2 separate regions of the Homo sapiens genome follow, and region 2 is linked to region 1. The links are chromatin loops, found by intact Hi-C in ENCODE. Cell type or tissue: K562. All regions are shown on one strand. Each heading gives the region's core, and the rest is flanking DNA. Links, peaks and the distances in the headings are about the cores only. Region 1 overlaps CGNL1 (cingulin like 1). Region 2 has its middle 65 kb from the start of LINC03065.

Evidence for each region. Peaks named below come from ENCODE experiments on the same cell type or tissue, not always from the same donor. Only the 100,000 strongest peaks of a DNase experiment are listed, where the experiment ranks them.
Region 2: a loop joins it to region 1, with 4 times the contacts of the local background. A loop is called at or near these places in 13 of 110 quality-filtered maps.

Annotation. Positions count from the first base shown.
Region 1 is chr15:57,522,238-57,533,556 of GRCh38, reverse strand. It overlaps CGNL1 (cingulin like 1), which reads right to left. Exons shown (of 19, transcript NM_032866.5): 11 at 9,916-10,068; 12 at 8,806-8,976; 13 at 4,742-4,903; 14 at 1,778-1,867. Among named protein-coding and RNA genes, the nearest start is that of GCOM1, 64 kb to the left of the region's middle. RefSeq lists an enhancer at 5,684-6,267. In K562, for the core only: a CTCF peak has its summit at 5,864 (motif pointing right); a DNase peak (open chromatin) is centred at 5,896; H3K27me3 peaks cover 589 bases.
Region 2 is chr15:56,816,138-56,827,456 of GRCh38, reverse strand. No RefSeq gene overlaps it. Among named protein-coding and RNA genes, the nearest start is that of LINC03065, 65 kb to the left of the region's middle. RefSeq lists an enhancer at 3,121-3,290. In K562, for the core only: a CTCF peak has its summit at 5,557 (motif pointing left); a DNase peak (open chromatin) is centred at 5,556.

The sequences.
Region 1 (11,319 bases), core at 3,162-8,161:
CACTATTCCTCTTAGCATAAGCCACAAGAAGCGCTGGCAAAACAAATCCATGGTCACATCCTTTGTCATTGTGAATGTTTAGCGGATCCTGACATGTCTGGGGGGAACGTCGCTACTTAGCCAGGCTGGCAGGGGCTCATCACAAAACAGCTTTTATTCCAGTGAGAGAACTTAGAAAACAAAGTCTTCAGTAACAACCCTGGCGGGCAGTAGAGGAGATGTCAAGGTTGAGCTCTCTATCTGGGCCTCTGATTTTCAGGAAGGTCCCTCTCTAAACCTGTGCAGCTCTGGCCTGATAAGCTGTTGCAGCTCCAGATAAATCATAGCCTGGGAACACGCAGACAGAACCCACTCTCCATGAGGAGGGTGGAGGGAACACAGCTGGGTTGCAACTTTCTTCACTCTCAGGAGCAAAGGAGCATGAGTATCCCACTTGTTTGCAAAGAAATCTATCAACAGGGACCTAAAAGAATACGGAAAAGCAGCCAGGGATTCACGTTCTACTTTGAGCAGGGCTGCCTGCTCATAAGGTGCTATCCCCAAGCTCTGGAACTTCCAATTCTTGGTCACCCTGAACCGAGGAAAGGGAAGTCCATGTGAATAAGCAGAAGAGACCAGAGGAAAGTGCCCTTTGGAATAGGGAAGATTTGAAAAAGAAGACAAAAACATAAGGCAGAAAGTGGAAGTTTCCCAAGTGGTTATGAATAACAATCTATTGGCCATAGAGGGAAAAGTGCCTTTTAGGGCTGAGGCTCTAAGGGTCATTAGTTCAACAAGCAAGTGTGTGGAATGTGGTAGCCAGCACCATGTTAGGTGCAACAGAAAGTAGGCTCTACGATGCAGCCTTTTCCTTGACAAGTTAATTAGCAGTACACACACCTATGAAGCATTCACGTTCAATAACAGTACTTTCCAAGTGAATGCTTTTTGCAGTTTTGGAAGGAGTTTCACTTACATTTGATCCTTATGACAACACTGTGAGACAATCGGGGAGAGTTATGCTCGTGTTATAGATGACGGAACTAATTTCTCAAGCGAAGTGCAGATAATACATGCAGTATTATCCAAAGGCTTTTGACCTCTGTTTCCATTTTTTAATTAAGTGAAGGTTCAGAGGGGCTTTGAGATAGACTGGGAGTGGCAAGTGAGATCTGGGGAGAGCAGTGAGATCACGAGGAAACAGAGGTACTGTTAACTAGTTTCTGTGTCCCCAGTGCATGCCCAAACCACTTGACAGATAAAATATGGAAGCATTTTGGGAAGAGGATTCAGAACACTCAGCAGCAGTTTCAAAGATAATTAATTTGTATTCACTAGTCTCAGCCCTTCATTTACAAGACACCTGTGGATACATGTAGAAACTTCTAATGATAGAATGTGCTTTTAATGACAACTTACCCAGTTGTACGCCTAGAGCCTGGAAATGGTGCTAGACGAACTGTATATCAACATTTAGAAAGCCCTTCACTCTTTCTTGACTAGCATTGGCACTTTCTTAATGAAAAAGATGAAATCAAAACCTAAAAACCTTGAAATGATGCTAGGTATAGATCAGGAAATAATCTGACCAAGGAGTAAAATTTAAAATCTAAAATACAAGTAATCTGGTCAAAGTCTCTCCTAGAAGCTCACTATGGTGATGACTATTCAATCTTCCATCAATTTCTAGATGGCATGAATTTTTCTCTCCTGGACTTAACTGAAGCCCCAGGATTAACCCCTCATGTTCCTTTTTCACACAGGACAATCCACGCATCATTCACCTATAGAATAGTACCTGTTCCCTGCTCCTACTGATCCTCTCAGACAGCAAATCTGAGTTGTTTCTCTCTTCTTCCAGTTCCATCTCCAGTTGAGACACCTTGTCCTAAGAAGGAAATCACAAACACAGTTGACTTAACTTGCACTGACCGGGATTAACAGCAAAGGCTCCCCCACAGAGAAACAATCCTAAGGGCAAATGAGAGCTAACTACCATTAGAGTTTGGAAAAACAATATATCTATTTCTTACATTGCCCAAAGCAGATATTTCTTAAACTATGTGTTTCATGACTTGTAATGTAAAATGTGTAACATAAAATGTTTATGTAGAAAACACATAAAAGAAGAAAAAACATTATCCCAAACCCTAATGCAAACACTAAGGATATTTGAGCATGTTTCTGTCAAGTCTCTGTTTCTCCCTGTGAATCAATAACTTTAAACAGATCTACCCAAGCCAGTGCCTGTTAAAAGACAATGTGGAAAAAACACTTGACGCTCCGGACAATCTTTTGTCTGCAAGAGCCTTGCAGGAGTCAATCTACAGCAGCCTTCTAAGCCTTCTAAGGAACAGCATGCATTTGCACGATGCACTCCCAAACCTGCATTGGATTAACCAAAAGACAGTGCTAACCAATTCTGTTAAACTCATCATCACTTCAGAATAATAATTGGTGGTTTCTTTGTTGGCTCCTAATCTAACCTAATTGAGTGTTCAGAGAAAAACATTTCAAAGCAGCTTTGTGTATGAAGAAAAGAGGCTTCTAACACAAACCACCCCACTTACAACTGGGGGTTGTCAGCCTTGAGCACGTGTTTCTCCTGTCACCAGCCAATCTGTCATAGGTCTAAGTAAACTCAGAGCCACAAATGCTAAAAAGCAATTGGCATTCCAAGTTTTAAATGTGAACCTGCAGCATTTGTATATAAATATTGTCTCTGCAATTGCCAAAGTGGATTGACAAGCAATGGGCACCTCTATCCCTAAATATTATTCTATTTATCACAATAAAACACCCAGGATTCTTGTGAGTGAGTGACTGTCTGTGAACGGCCCCCAGGTAGTGATCAAAACCTATAGGGAAGTTAGAAAACCCTCACCCAGGAGCCAAGCATCTCTAAGGCCAACTTGGATTGGAGCTGGGCCCTGCACCGAAGCCTCCTGTTTATTCAGTGGTTCCTGATGCCTCCAAGACCAGTCTCACTATAGTCAGACATCACTCAGGATCCACAAGAGCTGCATTTACATACAACAGCCACCTGAGTTTACAGAAAATGTCCGTCGTTAGGAGAGCTCTTGAGTCTTGAAAATTAATTTAAGTGCTAGTGAAGGAGCAGGCAAGACGTAGTCACAGCAAGACGGTCCTGCTTGCCGCCTCTTAGGGGACGAAACACCCCTCAAGCGCATCTCATGGTAGCAGGGTCTTCAGAGCCATTCATTTTGTAATTAATGAGAAAATAGCTAAATATTGCAAAGGGGCAAATGAAGCTTAGCTATGCCACTCCTTCTAGACCTAAGTCGGCCAAAGGAAACGATCTCTTTAGTCAGGATATAGCAGTGGAAATGACCTAACAACCCAATCACCAGCTAAAAGCACCTCTTTATAAGACTGTCTTCTTGCCTAAAAGCCATACTGCACAGAACCCAGCAGGAGTGTTAAGGGTGCCGGCCAGGGCCATTACTCCAAAGGTTCTTCCTCCACTGCCTGAAGGGGCTTTAGCTTGTTTTGAGCCAGGTTGTTTAAGGCCCTAGAATAATCAGTTTCTAGTTAAGTGGGTTGACCTTAGCTTGCCTTAGAATTACCTCCCCTAAAGAGATCAGAGCCAGGACATTAGCAAAATGTACAGCAGTCCAACAAAAGAGCAATAAAACTGTAATCAGGTTATTCTAGTCTCTAAAAGAGGCCCATCTAATAAAATCTTCAATGACTTAAACAACACTCCCTAGATATAAACAGCTACTAAGTCCCCTGGACGTTTTGAAAATTATTTCTGTTTATTTGCAAAGTTGAATCAGGAATTCCATTGATTTTGAATTTAAGCCATCTCTCCATGGCCTTGAGCACTGTCTTTTATCAAAACTTTGACAATTTTAACTTCTCTGAAAAGACTGAGACTATTTTTTAGTGTCTCTCTCAATTCCATTTTTTCAGTGTCTCTCCCTCTCTCTAAATTCTACTGGGGCGTGTGTGTGTGTGTGTGTGTGTGTGTGTGTGTGTGTGTGTGTGTGTGTGTTTCTGGGGGTTAGTTTTGCTCCTAAGAATTATTCTTTTTTAAAAGTTCAGATGGAGTGATTCTAAGGTTCTTCTTGTCAACCTCAGTGAACTGTTCACACTTAGATTCTGTTACTTCATTTACATTTTTCTAATATGTGGTGTTTTCAGCTTGTGACTAGATCACCCCCATCTGGTGAGTGCATTCAGCACTTTCTGATATGCTGTCTTGGACTATGTACATACTATGTATACCACAGTAAATTGAGCCACAGTGTGCTGCGAGCTCTGGCAAAGCCCAATAACCTCTAAGGGAAAATGGGCCAGAAACAGGAAGCAAGAATGGAGAATGTGGTGTGGCAAATGAAGAATGATGATTCCTAGGAGGCTCCTCTCTGGACATGCAGCAGTCTGGTTCCTTCTAGTTAGCTGGAAGCACTGCCCCAAAGAACAAACAGAAAAGGAACTATCTGTGCCCTTAGGCAAAATCACCTAATGTCCCTGAGAATCTGTTCCATTTCCTCTCAAGACAATGAGAATGTTAGACTAATTTATATCCATCATTCCTTCTAGCTCTGATGTCCTGAGTCTATAAATGACTGGCCCCTTCCTTCAATCAAGAAATAACCTCACTACACCCAGCTGTGGGAGAGAATAAAAATCCAAGACTTCCCAAAGGCTGAGCTGAGAGCAAAGAGGCTGCTTCTCTCGTGGCCCAGCCTCGCTCTCTGCAGGTCCCCCAGCTCACACTGTACGGCCCACAGACCTCCATCTGCTTGACCAGCCTGCTGCGGTCATCTTTGAGGTGACTCTTGGCTTCCAGCTCATACTCCAGGTCCTTCAGCGTCTGCTCCAGAAGCTGCCTTTTTGTGAGTGCTTCATCCTGAGCTCTCTGGTAGTCCCGTAACTCTTCCTCCATCAGACGCATCTAGGAGGAGAGACAGCTGGGATGGTTTTCTGGGGTGCATCAAGAGCATAGAGACCTCCACAGACAGTGCACAGGCTGACCCCACCAAAAGGAAGATCAGCTGGACTCCCACAATATGGGAGATCAGAAGACCTTGAGCAAGTCCTACCTCCCTCTGGGCCTTACTTTCCTTTTTGTAAAAAGAGGAGGTTTTCCAGCTACAGGCAGCAACCTATTAGGTTACAAATTCTATTTGGTAGATATTGACCAGCATTTTTTAATTAAATAGAACAGAAAAAAATAGCAGAGTATTAGCAAATATTGATTTGCAAATCTTTTGTGCTAGACATTCATATATTTGTGCAGATGCGTGTATTCCTGGGTTGCAAGATATAGTTTTTTTTTGTCTTTTTTTTTTGAGATGGAGTCTTGCTTTGTTGCCCAGGCTGGTGTGCAGTGGTGCGATCTTGGCTAACTGCAGCCTCCATCTCCTGAGTTCAAACAATTCTCCTGCCTCAGCCTCCCAAGTAGCTGGGATTACAGGTGCATGCCACCACACTGAGCTAATTTTTGTATTTTTAGTACAGATGGAGCTTCACCATGGTGGCCAGGCTGGTCTCGAACTTCTCAACTCAGGTGATGCCCGCCTCAGTCTCCCAAAGTATTGGGATTGCAGGCATGAGCCACCGTGCTCAGCTGAATGCAAAATGTCGTTTTTACTAGGTCATGTTAAAACCTCTCGAGAGCCCCTTAACTAAATACATGTTTCCCAGGGGGTAATTTATTGTCTACCTGTATCACTGTCACCTCAAAAGAGGTTTCAACTCAGTGAAAAAGAACACACAACTGAATTAATGACCGCAAAGCAACCTACTGGCAAAAAACCTAACAACATACACAGGCACATTAGGGAAAGCCACTGCTTTGTAGAAGAACATGATTAGCTAGCTTAATTTATAATGTTGTTGTTTTTTCCATCCACAAGGTGGCACTCAACTAACAGCTTTGAAGAAAGCGCAACAGACAAAACAGCTTGATTCACAAGGGCCAGTCAGTGTCTTGAACTTCTCTAGAAGCTCCCTGGGGAGACCAGCCAGCTCAGGGCACAGTAGGTCTTCCTTAAACATCTGTGTGGGCTGATCTGGTGAAGCCGCAGGCTGTCTGCTTTGTTCTAAGTGTCCTACCCTCTTGGAGTTGGTACTAGTATTGAGTAGAGCTAGTCTCATGAATAGAATAATACACCAGGGGGTCTGTTTCCTTCAGAGTATATGAAAGTGAATGGCCATCTCCGCTACAGAATGCCACCCTTCTGCAGTGTCTGGCACAGAAGAGTTGGAAAGCCCCAGTAGTTGAGGACAGCTTTGGAGAACCCGTGGAAAAGCTTGAGGAAATGTGTTCTTCTCTGGGAGGCTGACAGGAGCACTGGGCATTTCTAAGAGAACAGCCTAGCCTTGAAGATGACATCTCCAGATGAAGACCCACATCTGGTTTTAGTGGTTACCATGACAGAAAGTACATGAAAGCACAGAATGAAAATCACCCCATGGAAAACAGTGATGGGACATTTTCTGGATACAGAGGATGTGCTATATTCCAGAGCGTTAAAAAAACAAAAAACAAAAACGCTCTATGACTCAGTTTCCTCATTCACAAAATTGGGATAATTATAAAATCAGCCTTCTAAAGCTATTATGAGAATCAAATGAGATGATACCCAGAAAGAACATGAGTGTGAGGGTCAGAAAGAATGACAGGCAAATGTGCAGCCTGCGTTTCCTTCCTGTCCCCCTTCCCAATGCCCAGCGTGCCCTCCTCCACTGCTCAGCACAGCCCCACCTTCCACACCCAGCAGGTCCCTCCTAACACCCGGTAAGGGCCCCATCATACTCAGAGTCCTTGACGAGGGCCGGCAGAAGAGATTAACTAGCATGGTGTCTGTGAACAATGTATCCTGAATCATAAGCAAGCAAACAACTTTTGAACTTCCTAGTGCTACCTTTAAGTAGTTAAAATCACCCTTTGCTAAAAGAGATGTAGAAAATAAACTGAACAATGGTAATCACTAAGTCTCGATTCTCTAAAGATCATGCTTATCAGAGGTAGAATGGGTGAAAAATGCCTATTTCTCTCAAAGCAAAGGCAGCCACTATTACAGCACTTAGAACGGACTCCTGTAGCTTTTGGGGTTTTTTTTTAACCAAGATCTTCAACCAGCTCAATCAAAACACAAGCAGAGGGGCAGTGAACAGAGTTGAGCCTGAGTTTTTTAAGGATCCAGAGAGACCTTGGCTTGTTAATTCACTTTTGTTTTAAACAACTCCATCACTCTACCAACTTAGTCAAGGGTGGTATCTCACTGCAGTTTCCCTGCAGAATGATGAGGTGTCCATGTCTGTTGCTCACATGGAAACAGTGTCTCACAGGGCTGCATCAGTGAGAAAAATCCAGGAAGGGCCATCTTTATTTTCCTTGCAAGGAATCCTTTTTTTTTTTTGTTTTGGAAGGACTGCTCTTTTATAAACAATACTGGTCTCCATCTGGCCTTAACTAGTCTCTCTGGACCTCAGTTTCCTTATCTAACTAGAGGATCTCTATGTTTCTTTCCAACCCAAGGATTCTATCATAAAAATCATTATATAAAACGCAACGGGAAGTACTTTTCAGGGGTCATTGTGACACTGTGATCTTCTGAAGTCAAATCAGACCAGGTGCTTGTTGGTGTTCTGGCAGATACCTGAATCCTTCTGCCTCTGTGCTGTAGTAATGAATGTGATTTTTTTTTTTTTAATACCAAAGAGAACTGTGATGTCAGTGCGCTAATTTCACTGCTTACTTGGAGTCCTGTATCACATAACCCTGAGCCAAAGGGGATCCATTATCAGGGGCCTTTCAAGAGTGTTCTAGAAGCCTGCAATAAATATCTATTGTTCTTTTACACAGTTTCAGCACTGACTCATGGGTGACTTTTCTTTGATCATCAAAGAAATTAAAGTTTGTTTTTTAAAGAAAAAAATGTTTTCCTGTGGAATCTTGGTGCTCTCGGCACTGTTCATGAAAAATAAGCCCCTAAAATTAAAGAAAAGGAAATTAATATTTATGAAGTGTCCGGGATGTACAGACTCGCTGCTACACAGTCTCACATATTAACTCATTTAATTAAGTCACTAATATTTGGTATATTTTTAAAGAGGTAGAAACATATGCTCAGAAAACTGGGGTTAAGTTGCTCAAGGTGACCCAGTTGGCAAGAGGTATAGCTAGAAATCAGCATAGGCTGTGCTTACATTTTGAAGCCTCCGGCTTTCCATTAAAACAATCAAAAACATCCCCTTTCTTTTTCTCAGTTCTTGAGAGGCCAAGCCTGAAGGGAGCTAGCATTTGGGTTTCTTTGCTCAATTATTCTTAAATATAAAACGAATGTTTTAATCATTTCAATACTCATAAATTCCTGAGGATTTCTTTTACTCGCCATTATTGTTGTTGTGAAACTCTTGTCCGCCACCCTCATGCCAATAAAAGTCTGTATTTTCAAAAATCAATGGCCAAAAAACAGTCAGTTACTGTAATCCCTATTCTAGGATTAAATTAAAACATGAAAGCATATAAATAAATCATCTGGACACAGCTGGGCACATCATGGCTGCTCCATAAATGGCAGCTAAACATTTTAGGCAAAAAATTATAGATTCATCAAGAAAATGGTCAGGTTAAAGCTGTGTCCATTTAGCCTCACAGTCCGCCGGTGGGTCCTTTGTGCTCCAGAATGCCATTTGCCCACGGAACCCATCCAGAAGGTGAAGAATGAAGAGTCAAGCACCAAAGCTGTCTCACGAATCTACCCCCAAGTCCCTCACAGAAGACTTTCAGGGCAAAGGATACTTTGAATAAGGGATAAAGGAAGAACTTATCTGGCCAGGCATTACCTCATCCTGCATTTTCATGGCTGTCAGTCGGGACTTTTCTGCCTCCAGCGTTTTCTCCTTCAACTGTCTTTGCATTTCTGCGAGCTCCCTGCGGTTTTTCTCCTTATACTCATCCAGCTGGTTCTGGAGCTCCAGGGTTGAGGTACGGGAGGCCTCAACAATGTCTGCCATCTAGAAGAAGTGACACGGGTGTGAGCCCACCCTGGGATGCTCTGAGACCAGGGTCTGGGTCCCATTTCAACACACAGCACATCTCCTCTTCTCCCTTTCTTCTATGGCCCCCTCAAAGATGGCCCAGCACCTGATCCTGAGTCAGCCAGGTGTGGGCACCTGTGACTTGGAAGCAGCATGGAGGAGTGAGCAGGCACGTCCTTTGGAGCCAGGCACACAGCCTCAGGGTCCTAGGGCTGCTGTGCCACTTACCAGTACATGACTGGGGCACGTCGTTAACCTCTCTGGGCCCTGGCCATGTCCACACTGGAAACACCGAAATCATATCTACCTTACAGGGTTGTTGTCAGAATTAGTATCCACAGATACAGATAAAATTTTATCAGCAGATACAGATAAAATTCTAGTTAGAAACAAAATAGTTAGTAAAGTGCCTGGTACATAATACATGTCAGAAAACAGCAGACACTCGTGTCAACTCCCAGAATACAGAAAGCCTGCCAGCTTTGTGCCTTTACCCCTTCTGGGTATGGTGGGGCAGACATAAAGAGAAAGAGCAGCAGCTACTGAGCTCTGAAGCTGCCTTTCACACTCCTGGACAAGCAATAGAGATGCAAAGGTAGAGACTCTGCACAGAGATGTCGATTCTGATTCACTCAACATTGGTTCCATCTGCACTGACACACAGCCTTCTTCTACTAACTGTTAAGAGGTGATTCTGGTGCCCAGAATCCAGAGGGTACTGGCATTAATGTTTTCTAGACCAGTGTCTATCTTTTCAACAAATCCAAAGAGCTGCCTCTTGGGATCTGCAAATCCCTGACACTTTTGTGCTTAGACCTACTGCAGGTTTCCCAGGCTTTCACCAGACCCTCAGAGGGGACTGGGTCCAACAAAGACATCTGGCCCTACTTCCTCTTTCCTCCTCCAGCCCCTCACCTCCTTCTGCAGTTTCTCAATGGTTTTGCCCAGGTGCCACCGCTCATTCTCCATCTCGTTCTTCAACCTTCTTAGCTGCTCCTTCTGCTCACTCTCCTCTTTGAGCTTCTCAGACAACTGCTTCTGCTCCTGGGTAGTCTGACTCAGATTTCCCTGCAAATGGCAGGGAAAGGACAGTGCTGTCACCTACTAACCAGGTAGCCACAGGAACGGGTGGCACAGGGAACTTCATAGTCACACTGCAAAGCAATCAGATCTGTTAAATCCGTGATGAGGAAGAAGATCAAAATAAAGCTGTCAGAGATAGAAGGGCATTGTTGGTTCTGAAATTCAAGGACCAAATAGGAAAGTTGACTTACCCAAAAACATCCACAGGAATGAAGGGGCAGACAAACAACGTGCTACAGAAATACATGGCCAAGGCTGCTGGTGGTGGGAATTCAGGATGGTGTCTGAAAACCTGAATGTTCATGCTTGAAATTCGAGGTCAAGTTATACATTACAACAATCTAAACCTACTTGGCAATTTATATCCTGTGACACACAGCATCACACCTAATGTTCCAGTATTTACTATGCTATGCAGATGGTTCTTACAGTTAGAATAACTAAAAATGAATCGCTAAGAGAACACTACCCCACAGAACAAAGGTCCATTTGGGTAAAGGCAGTTGTCATCAACAAAATCCATGAATTGGACTCAGACACAGGCAAAAAGGAATTTGGAAACACACAGGTTGGTGAACTTGATGAACAGAAGGTGTTAAATGGAAGAGACACTACTCAGATAAAATACTAGCCAGGTAGGTGGTTGTTGATTGAATCAGCACCAAATACTAGTGCCTACCATAAAATACAACTATCTTGAGTGCAATACTCCCCTTAGTTCCCCTGAGGCTCTCATCTCACAAAGTCACACAGACTTATGTTCTTTATGTAAACAACATGCAACTCCAGAATAAAATCCTAAAATATTATAGGAAAGTTATGGTGGCTTCTTTAAATGGCTAAGCATTAGGGCCATAGGTACAAGGATAATAAGAAGACGCACAACTCGGAACAGAGCAACCTGACTCAAACACAGACTGGATCATCTCGAAAACGTTGTCAGGCACCGAGGGCTGACTGGGCCACTACAGAAACAGCTCAGGGCCTACCCAGTCTTGTGTCCCTGCAGTGACTGCACAAGAACAATGGTTTATATTTGTACAGTGCTTAACAGTTTACAAGCTGCTGCCACAGGCAGTAACTCAGGATCTTGAAAACATTCCAAATCACTTCGGACTCTCCTGGTTTGCAGAGCATAGGAACAGATCTGCTCTGCCAACCATGTGATGTGGGGCTAAAACACGACCCATAGCGGCCTTCCGGTCCCTGGGCTCTGTTGGGCTGGCTGCACTTTGA
Region 2 (11,319 bases), core at 3,425-8,424, 710 kb after region 1:
GGTTATAAATAAATAGACTGCCATTTCTTTTTCATGTCACTTTTAGTGATTTACATGTGTCTAGAAAACTGTCCATTTCATTTAAATTGCCAAATGTATTAATATAATGATGTTCATCGTATTCTCTTATACTTTTAAAAATTTATAGTCAAGTCCTTTATTCCCGCTTTTTTCTCTTATACTCTCAATCAATCTTGCCAGGTTTTGTCTATTTTATTAGTCCTCTAAAAGAATTAGGTTTTGAATCGATTGAATTATATTGTCTTCATATAGAATAGGAATATATGAATCCTTATTGATTTATGAATACTATTGATTCTATATGAAACCTTATTGATTTTTTTCCCCTTTTGGCTATTTCTCCTCTTATTTTTGACTTTTTTTCCTTCTACTTTCTTTCTTCTAATTTTTAAACATTTTGACCTTTGGGGTATACGCTTCCTTCTTTCCATTATAGGCATTTAAAGCTCTAAATTTCCTTCTAAATACTGCTTAAACTCCATGCCATGGGTTTTGGTACTCATGTTTTTATTGTCTGAGTGGTGTTACACATTTGGTATTTTCTATTCATTTTTCTACCTTAATAATTATTTAGAAGTTTCTAAAATAATGGGGCAGTGTGACTATTACATTGATTTTTGATTTTATTGCATTGCTGTCAGAGAATGTTTTGTGTGATTTTGGTCATTGGTATTTGTTTGAAGTTTACTTTTTGACATATTATGCTTTTTGTAAATGTTTCACGTGTGCTAGAAATAATGTGTTTCCTGGGAATCTCTGAGCCTCCTCTTGCTCAGGAGGCTGCCCGTAACAACAACAAAAATAATGAAAAGAATGCGTTTCCTATAATTTTGGGTGTAGGTATTACCTGTGTTCTTTACATCTTCTACAACTATGATTATACATTTATCATTTTCTCTTTATAATTTTGACAATGTATTGTGTGTACACACACATACACACACACTGAAGTTCCAACTTACTATTTCTTCAATGTGAATTCTTATTTTTATCTTTTTATCCTTTTATCATTATATAATGGCCCTCTTTATCCCTTACTTTTATTTTGCCTTAAAGTTTAAAAAAAGATGATAATATTACGTTTAATTAAAAAAATATTTTTCTAGTACAGTTTATCCATCTATTTACATAATCATTTCTCTGTGTCATCAAGTTCTAGGTAGTCTCTTGGCTGAATTTTTAAAAATCCTGAGAATCTCCATCTTTTTGTAGGGAAATTCAATATGTTAATATTTATATGAATTTTGATTATTGATACATGGTTCATGTTGTGTTTTCTATTTATCTTTTTTTTTTTTTTTTGAGTCAGGGTCTCACTTTGTCAGTCAGACTGGAGTGCAGTGGTGCGATCTTGGCTCACTACAACCTCTGCCTCCCAGGTTCAAGCAATCCTCCTTCAGCCAGTTATTCTTTAACTTTGATTCTTTATTCTTTTCTACTTTCTATTAGGTTGAGCTAGTCTTTTTCTTTCTTTTCTTTTTCACTCTGTTGCCCAGGCTGAAGTGGTGCACTGGCATGATCTCGGCTCACTGCAGCCTCCACCTCCCGGGTTCAAGTGATCCTCCCGCCTCAGCCTCCCAAGTAGTTGGGATTAAAAGTATGCGCCATCACACCCAGCTAATTTTTGAATTTTTGGTAGAGATGGGGTTTTGCCATGTTGGCCAGGCTGGTCTCAAACTCCTGACCTCAAGTGACCTGCCCTCCTCGGCCTCCCAAAATGCTGAGATTACAGGTGTGAGCCACCTCACCCAGCCGTTTTTTTCTTTATTCTCCCCTTTCCTCTATACTGGAAGTTAGAAGGTAGGATTAAAATTTAAAAGACCCCTGGGAGAAACGAAAAGCCCAGGATTCCATACTACTTTTTCAGACTGCGGATTTGGACTTTTCTATTTCCCTCTTCATGGCAGGAGTAGCTCTTCAAGGTTTTCCTCCAAGGACTTCTCCTGGGTCTCCAGAGCCTGTGTCTCAGGGAATTCAGGCAGTTCTCTTTTGCAGCTTCTGAACCTAAACAGAGAAGGTGGCCTGGGGCCTGGGTCCCCCAGGCCAAAAGCCAGGGGTCAATATGAGCAACAAGGGCATCCAAGGAGAATTCTGCACAAGAACCACTGAGCCTATCAGCTGAGCTGGGGTCAAGTCAGGCTGAACCCACTGCGGCTTCGTCCTCTCTCTTTATTCTAAAACCGTTTTCTTCCTTTTGCATTCAGCTGTTTATTTAAAAGTTATTTTTTACTGCATTTTGCCAATTATTTCTATGTGTAGGTACCAATCTGCTATACTCTAAAAAGCTGTGGGAGTTAATTTACTTATCTTACAGACTATTTACAAGTTCCAAGTCTCACCTTCCACCTCACATCTTTTTGTTTTTGTCTGGTTTCCTCTGTTTCCATCTACTTGACTTACTAGTAGATTCTTTCTTTCTTTTTTTTTTTTTTTTAAGATGGAGTTTCACTCTTGTCACCCAGGCTAGAGAGCAGTGTGCGATCTCAGCTCACTGCAGCCTCTATCTCCCAGGTTCAAGCAATTCTCCTGCCTCAGCCTCCCGAGTAGCTGGGATTATAGGCGCCTGCCACCACACCTGGCTAATTTTTGTATTTTTAATGGAGATAGGGTTTCACCATTTGGCAAGGCTGGTCTTGAACTGCTGACCTCAAGTGATTCACCCGCCTCAGCCTTCCAAAGTGCCGGGATTGCAGGCGTGAGCCACCTCAAATCCCTTTGTCTCTCAGGTTGGGGAGGTAAGACCTCCTCTGCACACAGGCTCCTGGACACCATGCTCTGCTCACAGCCAGAGTCCAGGTAAGAAAGCTGGCCATAGTTCTCTGTGCCGTAGTTCCTGGGTGTGTTGCCTTTTCCCCATCCTTCAGCAGTTTCTAAAATGATGGACTTGACAGGTCTCAGCCTTCCTGGCTGGACACAACCCTGGCTATGATAGAAACATGCCCAGCTGGAAGCAGCTGACATGTCCAGAGCTTCCAGCAATGGGCTTTCCAATACAACATGTTGGGGCCCTTATTTCCTGTCACTTCTTTTTGGCTGGGTGGCTCCATCTAGCCACAGGCATTCCCTGGGCAGCTGTCAGAGTTAACATCTGAGCCTGGTCAGCACTAGTGCAGCTGTGGGCTCTGGCATTGCTGCTCATAAGTAAATTCCCCAGTGAGCCCACAGTGCTGCCTTGACATCTCTGTTGGGTGCAATTCTCTTCAAAGAAGGCCAGCTTCCTAGGTGCGAGCCCTATGCAGTCACACTGGGACCCGCCCTCAGACCTTGTACTTGGATTCATGCTCTGGTGTTGATAGCTTGAAACTTAAAATAATTTGTGAATAAAGTTTTGCTTTTTACTGGGCTCCATAAATTATGTAGCCTCTCCTTAGGAGAAACAGAGAAGAATACCACCGGCACTTGGGGAAGTGGGTGGGGTTTATCGACTAACCCGCGTCTTGGGAGTGCAGAGCAGCGGCCATTATAAGTAATTGTTTTTTCTCTGGGAAGCTCCCACCCATCTAAAAAGCATTTTAGGCCAGGAGCGGTGGCTCAAGCCTGTAATTCCAGCACTTTGGGAGGTCAACGTGGGTCTTGAGGTCAGGAGTTCAAGATCAGCCTGGCAAGCATGGTGAAACCACATCTTTATTAAAAATACAAAAATTAACTGGGCTTGGTGGCGGGCACCTGTAATCCCAGCTACTTGGGAGGCTGAGGCAGGAGAACTGCTTGAACCTGGGAGGTGGATGTTGCAGAGAGCTGAGATTGCACCACTGCACCCCATCCAGAACAACAGAGTGAGACTCCGTCACCAAAAAGAAAAAGCGTTTTAGTGCCTCAGAAAAGGGAAAAGGGTAGACAGCCTCTAGAATAGCTGTCCGATGTAACTTTCTGTGATGCTGCTAATGTTTTATATATTTGATGTCCAACATAGTGGCCACTATCCCCATGTGGCTTCTGAAAACTTGTATTGTAGCTAGTATGACTGAGGACCTGAATTTAAAAACCTTAATTATTTAAAAATTAAAGTTACATAGACACATGGAGCTGTTACCATATTGCACAGCATAACTCTAAAACAACAAAGTAATTTCTGACCTTTGTGCTTTGATTATTGTTCGTACTGATCTATAGCAAGACTTAGGCTTTGTCCAGAAAGGATTTTTAAATTCAGATTTAAGGCATACCATGAACTAAGATGGGGCCCTCAACTCATAGTGTTTTTTTCTTAAGAAAAAAGAAGATAACCTTACCACCTATGAAAGCTAGGTCATGATATGCGTTGCTCTACCCTGGAAGGGAGATAGTACATGGGTGAATGAGTTGCCCAAAGACTGCCCCTTCCAGTTCCAAGGGATTATGGAAGAAATGAGGAAGACAAGAAGTGAGAAGGCCAGAGGCCAGAGTCTTGGCAAGGAGTGATGGTGAGGAGGTGGTATAGTAGGTGGGTTGATAGATGAGCTTGAGCCATCACTCCTGGGCTTACATGGCCGGGATGTTGTACAGGTGATCTAGCAAGTCCCGTGTGTTCTGATGAGACAGAGGTTTTGAGAGCACAGAGGTACGCCAAAGGGCTCTGGTTAAAACAAAGAGGTACCTGAGTAGAAACTTTGAGATGGCCAGAAACACAGATTCCAGAGGAAATTACTTTACCTCAAAAAGCCAAACCAGAAAAATCAACCTTCAGTGGTCACCAGTCCAGTAAACAGAAAATCTAGCCACTTCACCTTTGGTTAGTGAGGATTCAGATAATATCTCTGCTGCGTGGGTCATCTAAATTCTTACAGACCCCACTAAACAGAGACAGAGTCACTAACTTGGAGGACAACAAAGAGATGGAGAGAAAATGTAAAGACCGTATTTTACCTAAAGAAACTAAAGATAATTTACATAAAGAAGGCATCTGAATTATTGAGCTGAACTAAGTTTAACTGAAGGGGATAAATTTAGGGTCCTTTTTTCCCAATTCCCTGTGGATGAGTAGATGAGTTATGGAGAAATACAGAAGCTATATTTTCCTCGCACATCTGAGTACAGAGTGAATGAATTTGTGACCCCACTACAAATATGTGTGGCTTCCTGCCAAGCCAGTGATGGACAGCAATTCTATTTCCAAGGCTTTGGCAGGGGTGGAGAATGTGTGGGGAAAGGGAGGATGCTAACTTCATGTACTGAGTCTGGGAGCAACAACACCAGCACCATGATGAATTGGCCACTTAACCCACAGATGCCCTCTCTTCAAAGGCACTAGCAACCTCACGTGGGAAGTACATTTTGAGTGTATCTGGGAGGGAGTTTTTCTCTTATCCTCTGCCTGGACAGGGAAGAGGTTGTAGATAACCCAGCTTACTGGTCCAAGAGCTTTGACATCAATGGGAGAGGGGGGATCTGGCAGATTATGGTGTCATTTTGGCTGTGCAGGCCCTAGTCATCTTCTCATGCAGGATCAAGGAGGCATGAGCTACTTGGACAAAATCCTAATATACGAATCTAAATCTAACATCCTGTGAGTCCTTTGTCCAGACAGGTCCTCAAGTCCTCTGTGGGCTACACCACCACCTGCAGGCCAACCCTGAAAAGTACATGTCCAAGAGAATGGAAGAATTACTGGGCTCTATTCTGTCCAGTCGAGACATCTGCATTATGCTTCAAGTGTTTGTAGTCCCAGAGGAAGAGCCCACATGATTTATCAAATATATTTATCAATTCCTGGAATTCATTAGACAATTCCCTACACATTTCTTTTCATAGTCTGTTGTAATAATTGACATGCTCAAAAGGGATGGAGGCTTTTCTTGGTTCTCAGATGCAGATGCAGTCTCCTAACAAGCCTTACTTAAGGTATTCCTGCCTTCCCCTGACCTACCTGACCCAGCCCAGTCCACGTGAATGTCTCCATCCACTGAGATGAGCAATATCTAGTGCTTGGAAGACCCAGCCCTGAAGTCTCCACCTCTGGGTTTCCTTCTCTAGGAAACCGGCTTTTGAAAGAGTATAATTGCTCCTCTTCCTTGGGATTAAGAATCACTTGTCATAGAGTTGGAGTGGCTAAATTAGATGCGGGAACTCAGTTTGCACCAGAGTCACCTTCCTCAAGCACTTTGGGTTTACCATTTCATACCCAATCCTGGGAGCCATAGACACACGAGGGAAGACTACAGCACTAATCCTGGAAATCATCTGCTGGGAATTTTGAAGATAGCCCGTCCTGGCCATCACTAATAGAGGTAGTCAGGTCTGGCAGGGGCCCACACAATTGGGTTTTTATGATATGTGAGTGTAAGAGGAATAGAGTGGTCAAGAATGAGCCTCAAGTCTATATCCTGAGCTGCTGGATGAATGGTAAAGCCAGGAGCTGCAGTGTATAAAACTGTAAGAAAAACAGGTTTGGGAGATAAGACCAAGTTCTATTTTGAAAATGTTCAATTTGAAATGCTTATTAGACATCTAATGGAAATGTCAAGTAGGTGGCAGAATATGTTAAGTCTGGAGCTCAGGGGAAATGTCAGGGCTAGAGAATATAGATCTGGGAGTTATTGACAGAGAGACAGAAATTAAAGCCATGGGACTGGATAAGATCTCCTATAAAGTGAACGAGTGTATTTAAAGAACAGAAGATGTTTAAAGAAATTAAAAAATGAGGAATAAGAGGAAGGAGCCAGCAGACTCAGAAGAGGCCAATCCAGGGACACAGGAGGAAAACCGAGACAGTGCGTTGACTCAGATTCCAGGTGGTTCACCAAGTGAAATAAAATCCACTGAGAGGTCAAGTAAGAGAAGGGCTGGGAAATTGTTCAGAGGATTTAAGACATGTAGAGCTCACTGGTGATCCTGAGAAGAATGGCTTCAGTGCAATCATAGGGAAGCAAACATGATTGGAGAAGACTGAAAAGAGACCATGAAATGAGGAAGTGGAGAGACACTGAGTATTGACAACTTGCTTTAGAAATGATGATGTAAGGAGGCCTGAGAAGCAGGAGGGAGTAGTTGGAGGAGGGTGTAATTCTAGAGAAGACAGGTTTTTTAAAGACAGGAGATATTATAGCATGTGTATCTGCTATGGGAATGATCAAACAGAGAGTGGAGATGTAGAGATGGTGGAGACAGTGATTGATGAAAAGAGCAAAGCCTTTGAGTAGGTGATGGGGAATCCAGGGCTTAAGTCACAAGGTCTAGGAGGACTAAGAGTCTAGGACAGTTTTTCCATCATCAAGGAAGGAAAGGCAAAACTTAATGAGAATGCTGGTGGGAAATGTTACAGTTGTCTTGTGGTTGTTTCTATTTTCTTAGTAAAAGCAGAGATGAGGTCTGTTTCAGCCAGCTCATGCTAGCTCAGTTCACTGAGACTCTGCCCTAGACACAGAGCCAAGTAATTTACCCTGACAACTGAGTTAGAAGAGCCCACGTGTCTTGCAAAAGGTTCTGGATTCTCAGAAGTGCCACTGCCAGATCTGGTACCTGTCCTTGAGAAAGGATGTCTGCTAGAGAAGCAAACACATGAAACGCTCCCACCTCAACTAAGAACCCACCTAAACATGTTAAGACTTTGTAGTCACCCAGTGAAAAACACCACCCAGTGGAGTGGAATGTGGAAGAAGAGCCAGACCTGATTAGAGCCTCCTCCCACATCAGGCTAAGGCTGCTGGCATCCTATAAAAAAATTAAGAAACCTACCTTAAATATTTTTTTTACCTTCTCCCTCTGTGCTGTGTTTTAAACTTGCTTGCTCACAATGGATTTTCCCAGTTTGTCCTCATATTTGGATGGATACTCTGTCTCTACCCAACCTTTTAGAAAAGATGGTTCTTTGGTACTGCCCAAATGGTTTTAAATTCAGCTTCTCCGTAGAATGCTTCCCCTGAATCTCTACCTCTTCAGCTCCAATGAGCCTCAGACATGTCCCAGGCTCCCAGCTACCATATCTCTTCCCAGCCTGCCTAGGCCCTCACTTCTCAGGGATGAAGGTCTTCACACATATGAGAAACCATGTAAAGTAGATTTTAGAAGGATAACATAGTGTAACCATAAGGTGTTATTCAAAGCAGCAGCAGGAGCAACAGGGCTTTCTGAGCAAGGCTTTCCTATTTAGCCTTCTTTATCTTTCTCTAGCCATTAAAAATGACTTCTAAAGGAATAACATATTCCTTGGGAAAATGAGTGAAAGTACAAATGAATTAGGGTTTAGAGAAGATGAGGATAAAGAAGGTTGCTTCCTCATGGAAGACCACACACACACACACACACACACACACACACACACACACACTTTGATTACTACACATAGTAACTACATGTATTGTAGCTTACAGATGAATGAAAAACAAATTTGAATGTCTTTTTTAAAGCAAGATTTTTGTAATAAAACACAAAGAGATATATTAATATAAAAATAAAACATGCATGATGGCACATAAATATTCTAATTAGGTAAATAAGCTTTCTTCAACCAAACATTTGTGGAGAGGTGTTTGGGCCCTGTATTTGAATCAAAGTATCTAAGTAAAGGTACTTCTAATTAAATAGGAGTCAGGGTGAATATTTATTTTCTCACATAATATGTGACTAAATGAATGAGGCTGTTTTGTTTTTGTTTTCTGAACAACCCTTATATTGGAAGCCTAGTTTGTCAGGTGCTATGGCTCTAAATGATTTTGGAACTTCTTGTTAGGAACTACCTTCAGAGCTCTTTTGATGAATAGGGTGACTGATTATTTCTGTTTTCCAGAATGTGGGGCTATAGAACTGGGAGAGTCTTAGGCAAATCTTCTTGATTTACCTGGAACTGAGGGAGATGTCCAGTCCTAAAACTGAGAAAGTTCCAGGCAAAATGGATTGAGTTTGGTCACCCTATTCATAAACCACACAAGAACCACCAGCCCATTGCTTTATAGTCATACAGTGTTACTCAGTTTGATCTCCTCCTTATTTTTAAGACTGGCCCTTAATGTCCTTTGGCTGTTTCAAAGACCAAATGTGTTCCCTCCACCCCAGACAACTTTGTAGCAACGTACAGAAGAGCCTGAATTCGGAAGGCAATTTTACAAACTTTCCTTTCTTCCTCCCTCCCTTCCTTTCTTCCTTTCCTCTTTCCCTCCTTTTCATTCTTACCTTTCCGTATCTGAGTCACAGTATTTAAAAGTATGTTGTACAAGTGGTGGATATGATAAAGACTTCTTTACCAAACTTTAGTCAGGTTCCCCTGAACCCTCTTCTCGACTAGGCCTCTCCCCTGGTCCCCATCCTGTCTTTGGCCTGCCTGGTGTAGTTTTAGGAAGAGTCCTGCCAAGTCAGTTTATTGAGAATACCCTCCCTTGATACCTGATCACCCCTGGTATCTGATGAAATTCATTTTATCCTATCTCCTACCCAGTTTTGGAATCCCTAAAACCTCAACTTGTAGCTCAGTACATTATCCCTTCCCCTTACTTTTAGCTGCTTAACACATTTTATGGTAATCACTAATTCATCACATGGAAGTGAATAAGAACCATTTAATATGATTATCTTCTCCATTAAAGCTGTCATCATAATTAGAGCTGCAGTGAACTGTTTGCCAGGAATTATAACTTCTGCCAAGAAAAACTTGGGTGTCATTTTAGAAAAATTCTTAGGTGGGGGAGGAGGAGATCAGGGCCATCTGTGTGGGGATCCAAAGCTGAATAATGATAAGCAAAGCCCCTTTCTCCTATTCTCTGCCAAACTCTGGCCAGCCCTCCAACTGGACCTTGCCAAAGACTTTAACATGAACTAGCTTTCAAGGTAGTCCAAGAAGCACACCCTCTCAGGGGAAGAAAGCCTTTGGAAAAGGCAGCAACAAATAAACATCAGGCCTCTGTACATAAGGCTTTCTAAAAGTTGTTCCAAATGGTTTTGTTTGCTACCCCACTGTTTCCAGGGCAACCACCTAAGCCAGGACAGAAGTAGAAGGAGACATGAGGCTAGAATGGGACCACCCACTGCAATTCTCATTTTTATCCTGATGGCAAGAACCTTTATATCGACTCAAAGTGTTTGTCAGGCCTCTGGCTGTGAATCACTGGAATAACATTTTGCCCTGATGGAAGTGTGTCACAGGCTGCTGCTCCCACATCCCCCCCATACTGAGGTGTTTTTAAATGGAACCAAATATCCCAGGGGAATTTTCTCTGCACTACTAGCATTGCTTTGTTGCACATTTTTAGATTACACACTGTAAATTATAGCTGAAGAAAATACAGTATGCTAATTTCCTCCTGCATGTCTTTGAGTTATTTTTAGGAAAAGTGTCTTTGGAATTCAGCTTCTCAGGTAAATGTTTAAAATGAAGAGAATAATAAGACTAAGGCAGAGGGATGCTCCAGGCTCAGACCACAGCTGTATCACAGTCTGGCAGTTTGTAATGAGCACAACTTGCACGTCCAGCATGGATTTCAGCTGCCAATAGTGGAAGAAGCTCTGGACTGGGCATCAGTAGATTTGGGTGTGCATGCTGATTATGCAACTTTGGATAAGTGACTTTGGAGGAATTTGTGTCATGTTCCTAAGTCTTGACTTCCTCATCTATGGAATAAGGGTGTTCAGCGAGATCTCTAGAGTGCTTTCCACTTCTCATACTCCACGGCACTGTGTGCTAAACTAAGCAAAACGACCTCAAATCACATGAGTAGATTGTGTTGACTATCTTTAAAAAGAATGAATAAACTCAGGCCAGGCGCAGTGGCTCATGCCTGTAATCCCAGCACTTTGGGAGGCCAAGGTGGGTGGATCACTTGAGGTCAGGAATTGGAGACCAGCCTGGCCAATATGGAGAAACCCCATCTCTACTAAAAATACAACAATTAGCTGGGGGTGGTGCGCACCTGTAATCCCAGCTACTCAGGAGGCTGAGGCAGGAGAATCGCTTGAACCCGGGAGGCAGAGGTTGCAGTGAGCTGAGATCACACCACTGCACTTCAGCCTGGGCGAAGAGTGAGACTCTGTCTAAAAAAAAAAAAAAAAAAAAAAAGAATAAATTTAATCTGTGAACATTATAAATTCAGGAGCATAAAATACTTCAGCCTGCGTTCTTCATGATCTCTTACTGCACTGAGGTTGTTAATTTTTTCACGTGGTGTGCTGGATATCTCCCATTTGCCCTTTAGATCCACGTTCCATCTTTCTCCACCCTGGCAGACTGTCCTATAAGGACTACAGCACACGCTTGTGTCCTGTGGCTTCTAGGTGAGCTCAGCAAATGTGCAGAAGTTTGAAAAAACAGTTGAGTGTAAGGTTGCTCCCTCCCTGCACCTTGCCTGTGAGGTTGCCATGACTGCATTCGGCAACCAAAGGTCACAGCTCCAG